Regions from separate parts of the Homo sapiens genome. Here region 1 is linked to region 2. A link is a loop called in an ENCODE intact Hi-C map of the cell type or tissue named here. Cell type or tissue: endothelial cell of umbilical vein. All regions are shown on one strand.

The links. Hi-C counts contacts between places; a loop is a spot of excess contacts. Peaks named below come from ENCODE experiments on the same cell type or tissue, not always from the same donor. Only the 100,000 strongest peaks of a DNase experiment are listed, where the experiment ranks them.
Region 1: it touches region 2 in a loop (9-fold over the local background); 7 of 110 quality-filtered maps call a loop at or near these places.

The regions. Positions count from the first base shown.
Region 1 is chr7:78,920,113-78,924,112 of GRCh38, reverse strand. All of the region lies in intron 2 of MAGI2 (membrane associated guanylate kinase, WW and PDZ domain containing 2), which reads left to right. Among named protein-coding and RNA genes, the nearest start is that of MAGI2-AS2, 87 kb to the left of the region's middle. In endothelial cell of umbilical vein, no CTCF peak of the experiment used is centred here; no DNase peak of the experiment used is centred here.
Region 2 is chr7:78,019,124-78,023,123 of GRCh38, reverse strand. It overlaps MAGI2 (membrane associated guanylate kinase, WW and PDZ domain containing 2), which reads left to right. Exons shown (of 22, transcript NM_012301.4): 22 at 3,148-4,000. The coding sequence ends at 3,809. Among named protein-coding and RNA genes, the nearest start is that of DDX3ILA1, 31 kb to the right of the region's middle. RefSeq lists a silencer at 3,441-3,600 and an enhancer at 3,581-4,000. In endothelial cell of umbilical vein, a CTCF peak has its summit at 2,407 (motif pointing left); DNase peaks (open chromatin) are centred at 2,393 and 3,243; H3K4me3 peaks cover 1,300 bases; H3K27ac peaks cover 776 bases; H3K27me3 peaks cover 63 bases.

The DNA of each region.
Region 1 (4,000 bases), 900 kb before region 2:
AAAACCCCATTGTCTCAGCCCAAAATCTCCTTAAGCTGATAAGCAACTTCAGCAAATTCTCAGGATACAAAATCAATATACAAAAATCACAAGCATTCTTATACACCAATAACAGACAAACAGAGAGCCAAATCATGAGTGAACTCCCACTCACAATTGCTTCAAAGAGAATAAAATACTTAGGAACCCAACTTACAAGGGACGTGAAAGACCTCTTCAAGGAGAAGTACAAACCACTGCTCAATGAAATAAAAGAGGATACAAACAAATGGAAGAACATTCCATGGTCATGGGTAGGAAGAATCAATATCGTGAAAATGGCCATACTGCCCAAGGTAATTTATAGATTCAATGCCATCCCCATCAAGCTACCAATTACTTTCTTCACAGAATTGGAAAAAACTACTTTAAAGTTCACATGGAACCAAAAAAGAGCCCTCATCACCAAGTCAATGCTAAGCCAAAAGAACAAAGCCAGAGGCATCACGCTACCTGACTTCAAACTATACTACAAGGCTATAATAATCAAAACAGCATGGTACTGGTACCAAAACAGAGATATAGATCAATGGAACAGAACAGAGCCCTCAGAAATAACGCCGCTTATCTACAACTATCTGATCTTTGACAAACCTGAGAAAAACAAGCAATGGGGAAAGGATTCCCTATTTAATAAATGGTGCTGGGAAAACTGGCTAGCCATATGTAGAAATCTGAAGCTGGATCCCTTCCTTACACCTTATACAAAAATTAATTCAAGATGGATTAAAGACTTAAACGTTAGACCTAAAACCATAAAAACCCTAGAAGAAAACCTAGGCATTACCATTTAGGACATGGGCATGGGCAAGGACTTCATGTCAAAAACACCAAAAGCAATGGCAACAAAAGCCAAAATTGACAAATGGGATCTAATTAAACTAAAGAGCTTCTGCACAGCAAAAGAAACTACCATCAGTGTGAACAGGCAACCTACAAAATGAGAGAAAATTTTTGCAACCTACTCATCTGACAGAGGGCTAATATCCAGAATCTACAATGAACTCAAACAAATTTACAAGAAAAAAACAAACAACCCCATTAAAAAGTAGGCAAAGGATATGAACAGACACTTCTCAAAAGAAGACATTTATGCAGCCAAAAGACACATGAAAAAATGCTCATCATCACTGGCCATCAGAGAAATGCAAATCAAAACCACAATGAGATACCATCTCACACCAGTTAGAATGGCAATCATTAAAAAGTCAGGAAACAACAGGTGCTGGAGAGGATGTGGAGAAATAGGAACACTTTTACACTGTTGGTGGGACTGTAGACTAGTTCAACCATTGTGGAAGTCAGTGTAGCGATTCCTCAGGGATCTAGAACTAGAAATACCATTTGACCCAGCCATCACATTACTGGGTATATACCCAAAGGACTATAAATCATGCTGCTATAAAGACACATACACAGTTATGTTTATTGCGGCATTATTCACAATAGCAAAGACTTGGAACCAACCCAAGTGTCCAACAACGATAGACTGGATTAAGAAAATGTGGCACATATACACCATGGAATACTATGCAGCCATAAAAAATGATGAGTTCATGTCCTTTGTAGGGACATGGATGAAATTGGAAATCATCATTCTCAGTAAACTATCGCAAGGACAAAAAACCAAACACCGCATGTTCTCACTCATAGGTGGGAATTGAACAATGAGAACACATGGACACAGGGAGGAGAACATCACACTCTGGGGACTGTTGTGGGGTGGGGGCAGGGGGGAGGGATAGCATTAGGAGAAATACCTAATGCTAAATGACGACTTAATGGGTGCAGCACACCAGCATGGCACATGTATACATATGTAACTAACCTGCACATTGTGCACATGTACCCTAAAACTTAAAGTATAATAATAATAAAAAAAAGAAATAATCTGATGCCAAAAAAAAAAATAAAAAATAAAAAATAAAGAAAGAAAGAAAGAAAGAAAGAATCAAGTGTACTCCATGGCATAACTTTGCTAAGAACCAACTGATAAAGCATGTCTGTTGCTTTTTCTTGGTGATAATCTCAGTCTAACGTAGGAAATCATATTTCTTCATGGCCAAAGGAAGAATTTGTTTTTCCCATGTAGTTAAAGGTGATGGCTCTGGAGGCAATGGTATTAGAATATTAAAATCTGGGCCGGACACAGTGGCTCACACCTATAATCCCAGCAATTTGGTGAGGCCAAGGCAGGCGGATCACCTGAGGTCACTAGTTCAAGACCAGCCTGGCCAACATGGCGAAACCTGTCTCCAATAAAAATACAAAAAAATTAGCTGGGCGTGATTGTGTGTGCCTGTAGTCCCAGTTACTCGGGAGGCTGAGGCATGAGAATCGCTTGAACCCAGGCAGTGGAGGTTGCAGTGAGCCAAGATCACACCACTGCACTATAGCCTGGGCAACAGAGTGAGACTCTATCTCAATAGAAAAAAAAAAAAACTGTTGAAAAGTGATAAATCTCATATAATAATTGGCAGTTTGACTAGCTGTGATTTCCTGTGCTGTTTTCAATTTACTAGAAATCTGGAAGCATTTTATTGATTGAAGCATTGTAAGGCAGCGTTTCTGAAACTATTCACAAAGGCCACTTATATCACAATCTACAGAAGAGCCGTATTTAAAGTGCAGACTCTGTGGTTCCACCCAACGTACTGAGTTAGAATCTATTAGGGGGCGGGAGGGATGAACTTAGGAATCTACATTTCAAATAAATTATCCCAAATGGTTTTTATGCATGATAAAGTCAAGAAGCCATTTTTTACTCATATCTTTAGGAACGTGGAATAGAAAGGTCATAGCACCTAAGCATAAACACAGACTACATAAAAGTGATTAACAGAAGACTATAGCCAGAAATTTACCTCCTTTAGCCTCTTTCCAGTGATCCTCCACTTCCCCAGAGAGAGAGTGGAGGAAGAGGGACTAAAGAGACAGAGATGTGGAGCTCCAAGAATCAAGAACCCAAGATTTCATGCTATAATCAACTTCATAACCTAAACATCTTCAGGAATGTCAAGAATAGACAATCAGCCTGTTCCTGAGTCCATATCATGCTGTATTCCTGACGGAAATCAGGAAAGTTAGGAACAAAGGAAGCCTCTTGCTGTTCAGGTACACCTCACAAGGAGAAGTTGTGTGACAGTAGAAACCCTCAAGGAATTAAGTCTTGTATAAAAACAATGGTTAACCAAGTGGCATTTCAATTTTGTTTCTTAATTGTGTACTTTAATGTTTAGTAGTATTTTGTGGTAGATCAGGTGTGGTTCGTCCTGCATACTCTGTTCAGCATTTTATTTTAGGCTGGGTATGAAGAGGCAAGTAAATAGAGACTAATATTTTTCTTTCAAATTATCTAAGGTGAGATTTGCTTAGAAGAGGAAAAAAGGTGAAAGATAGGAAAAAATTAGCTTGGAGGATATAAAATAAGACCATAATGAATGTAGAACTAAACCAGACACAGTAGGTAACAGAACATAGAGACTATTTCCTCATACTAAAATTTCAGTTAATTCATTAAGTTTTTATTAGAAAACAACAAATACAGTTTTAACTCCTCTATATAAGAGAAGAAAAAATAATTACCCATGTAATGCAGTAAAGACAAGTATTCAACTGTGTGGATCATTAGGAAAGCTTTTGTGAAATTAACTTGAAACTAAAAACAATAAATGTTGTGATAATACAAAGATTTATTGAGTACTCACCATGTTCAAGAAATTATTCTAAGACATTGATATGTGTTAATTGATTTAATCCTAACAATCACTCTCTGTTATTATTTTTCTCATTTTACAGCTGGTGTACAGAGGGGCTAAATAATTTGCCCAAAGGGACATGGTCTATATGTGAATTCACATCCAATCATTTTGAACCCAGAGTCCACACTACACTATACAGTCTCCATGACATGAAAATAATGATGTAGAAATTCATGGAGTCATTGGGACTCATCTTTATG
Region 2 (4,000 bases):
AGGCTCGTGCCTGGAGCTTTGCAGGCTCGTGCCTGGACAGACACCATATGTTTCGTACTGAACTGAAGAGTTCCTGTGCAGAAAAATGAAAATATTCAACCACTCATATAGATATCCATCTTTTAAATCACTTTGTGATATAGTAAATCTTAATTTCTTGTTAATATTTTTAACCCATAGTGACTTGGAACATTTTAGTTTTTAGTTTCTCCCGCTGTTAAGTGTTTAATGATCTATAAACAAACTCTTGAGAAACTTTTATAAGAGGAATCTTTGAATTTGTGAATAATTTCACCTTTTACGATATGAAAAATCACTGGAGGAGGGAAAGAAAAGAGTGTCTCCCTGAATCTCAGAAGTAATTTGAAGCCAACTAATGATGGATGGATGAATATTTTTTCATTTTTCTGGATAGGAACTCTCCAGTTCAATGCCAGATATGTAGTAAGATGTTCAGAAATAAATGCTAAGTCTTCTGCTTAAGGATAAGATCTGGTTCCTGTTGGTTGGCAGTGGCCACTGTTCTTGCCCATTTCACATACTTTAATCCTATTTGCAAGGTAACATCTTGGGACAGTTTCTAAGTAAAAAGAGTAAAGAAACCCAAATTTTTACTCCTAACTGGCCCATTTTGTAATCTTGGTCAAGTTAGTTAACCTCTCTCTACTTCAATTCCTCCTTCAGGAAATGGTGTGAGTAATATCAACCTTCTCCCCTTATCTAAGAAGTAATTTGAGGCCAGCTAATTAACTCTACCATATGTGATGTAATGATGGGGAAAAGAGCTATTAAAATGTGAAATATCATTACCATGGTCCAAGTCAGAGATCACTGTTGCACAAGCTACCCTCTAGTTAGGCCTTTTGAAGACCACTTTTTAACTCTTCTAAGCTGTATCTCGCTAGATGGGTGGATTGCCACCACTTATCATTTGTTAGTCTGATTTTAAACTCTAACCCACCCAAAAGTAGAACACATTCTCATTTTCATTGGATATATTTGCCTTTGAGGATTTCAGACTATTCCTTAAGGTAACCAAGGATACCTGAGGTGTAGCAAAATGACACCTGGGAATCACAGCACCTGGAAATGACTGCCTTATTGCACTTATTCAAAACCTCACCTGCAAAGGTACTAGTTAATGAGGCGGCTTCCACAGGAGCCCAATCCATAAGTAGGCAGCAGGTGGGGTACAGAAGAAAAATATGATTGACCCTCCCATTGCAAAGTGCTTTCCCTTAGAAAGTGTATGTCTCACATCTGTAAAGTTGGATATTTTATCCCCATCTTATAAAGGAAGAAATTGAGGCTCAGAGAGATTTAGTTGTTGGTCCAAAATCACGTCACCAGTAAATACATGCCAGAGCCAGGATTAGATTCCAGGACTTCTAGGATTTTACCATGTGAAAATGATAATGGACATCAGTGTATGGAAGAAGGAAGGTTAACATTATGCCCAAAATGTTCCATTCGAATTTCACATAGAATGAGAAACGTTTTTGATTTGCCATTCTAAAGATGGCCAGAATTATTGGGAAAACCATTGCCACTGCCCTTTTCCTCTCCTTATTGCTTTATAAATCAGTATCAAAGGTACTATATAAGAACCCTCAAGTTTCAAACAAAGTAGACCCTGGACATTAATGGACTGAGTATGCACAAGTATCACTGACAGCCTCTGACACGTTACAGAGGCAAGAGCTTGAATCACATGCACTGAGGTTGCTGTGTGGGACTGAATCTTTTAGCTAGTGAGGGAGGCTCACCTGGCACCCAGAATTCAAATCTATCAATGTGGTTTCTTCGTTCTCCACTCATGACCATATACCAATTCTGTGGAAGAAAAATTACACTCTAGAATATCACAAAATTTGAGCATTTCCAAGGTCATGAGACATATTTCTTACAAATATCAAGGATTCACAGTAATTGGATTTCCCTGCTTTCATTTCCCCTTAGTGGCCAGAAGCTCCAGGGAACTGTTGTTGCTCACAGTAGCAGCTAACTCATCTCAGATTCCTAATACATCTGTCCTTCTACTTGGCCTCTGACCAGCTGTTGCTTTAAAAAAAAAGTCATCTCTCATTTTAATCATTGTTTTATATGTGTTTTGATGTTGTCAATTGTCTTAAATCCTTTTTGGAAGTAGGTAACTTAAATCCTAAGTAAATGTTGGAACTAGACTTCCTAGAAAGAATTATCTTAGTCCTGGGGCCCTCCATAATGTTAGAAGTACTAAAAAGAATTAAGTTCCATCCGGACTTGGCAAAGAAAAAAAATGGAATTAAGGACGATTTTTTTTAAAAAATGATAGTTTTAAAATGTATTTATCCAAATTCTGAAACTGACAGCAGCTAGGAATATGCTTTGAGTGACACCTACTGGTTGAGAACGTCACTTCCCAACTTCCAGAGAACCCAGACCAGTGTTTCTCAAAGCTTGGCTCTAAACCAAGCTTGTCCAACCCGCCTCCAGCTTTGAATGTGACCCAACACAAATTTGTAAACTTTCTTAAAAGATTATGAGATTTATGCATGGACCTTTTTTTTTTGAGCCCATCAGCTATCGTTAGTGTATTTTATGTGTAGCCCAAGACAATTCTAATGTAGCCCAAAGAAGCCAAAAGATTGGACACCCCTGCTAGGCCACCTTTTTCAGAATGGGTGCCTGATAAAAATACAGAGGACTTCCTGGGCCCCGTGCTGCTGAAACCTCCGGGCCTGCTCCTCCCGGGGAATCTGTATTTTTCACCACCACCCTGGTGATTCCAAGGTCTACTCGAGTTGGAGACCCATTTATTCAAGGGCTGTCAAGTGAGCTGTCTATACAGGACTATCAGGCCCGAGAACACCCCCGGAAGTTAGCAGGGCCAAGGCGAAGGGATTAGGCCTGGGCTTCGCGTTGGCCTCCCCGGTCCACGGACGAGGTTCGGGGCGTGGGGGCTAAGCGGGGCGGAGGGAACCCCCAAATCCCCGGGGGCGCGGCCGCTGCCCTCTCGGCAGTGAGGGTGGGGGTGGGGGTGGGGGCGGCGGTGGCTCCGGCCCCTGAGAGCAATCGCCCCAGCTGCCTGCCCCTGTCCCCGGCGTAGAGAGGGCACGGGGACGTCCTGCGTGCGCCACTGCTAACGCCTGTGCTTCCCGTCCACAGACGAACCCGCCCCCTGGAGTTCTCCCGCTGCCGCCGCCCCAGGTCTGCCGGAAGTAGGCGTCTCCCTGGACGACGGCCTCGCTCCATTCTCTCCATCACATCCAGCCCCACCCTCCGACCCTTCCCACCAGATAAGCCCAGGCCCAACTTGGGATATCAAACGGGAACACGACGTTAGGAAACCAAAGGAGCTTTCAGCCTGCGGCCAGAAGAAGCAGCGCCTCGGGGAGCAGAGGGAGCGCTCGGCGAGTCCGCAGAGGGCCGCGCGGCCGAGGCTCGAGGAGGCGCCCGGCGGCCAGGGGCGGCCCGAGGCCGGCAGGCCCGCCTCGGAGGCCAGGGCGCCCGGGCTCGCGGCGGCAGACGCGGCGGACGCGGCGCGGGCGGGCGGGAAGGAGGCGCCCCGTGCGGCGGCGGGCTCCGAGCTCTGCCGGCGCGAAGGCCCGGGGGCTGCGCCGGCGTTTGCCGGCCCGGGCGGCGGCGGCAGCGGCGCGCTGGAGGCCGAGGGCAGGGCGGGTGCGCGCGCGGGTCCCCGGCCGGGCCCGCGACCCCCGGGGGGCGCCCCGGCGCGCAAGGCCGCCGTCGCGCCGGGGCCCTGGAAGGTGCCGGGTTCTGACAAGCTGCCCAGCGTCCTCAAACCCGGCGCCTCGGCCGCCAGCAGATGAGCCGCGCGGCCACGGCCAACCCGCCCGCCCCGGCGCAGGCAGTTCTTCTTAGGTTCCGTCTCACGGCGTTTTAATTTATTTTCACTGTCACACGCATAGATCCACGAGGCACCAAGGCCTGGGAGCATCGACGTGAAGTCCCACGTGTCCGGTGTGCTTGGGCGGCATCGCATCAACGCGCAGACCTAAAC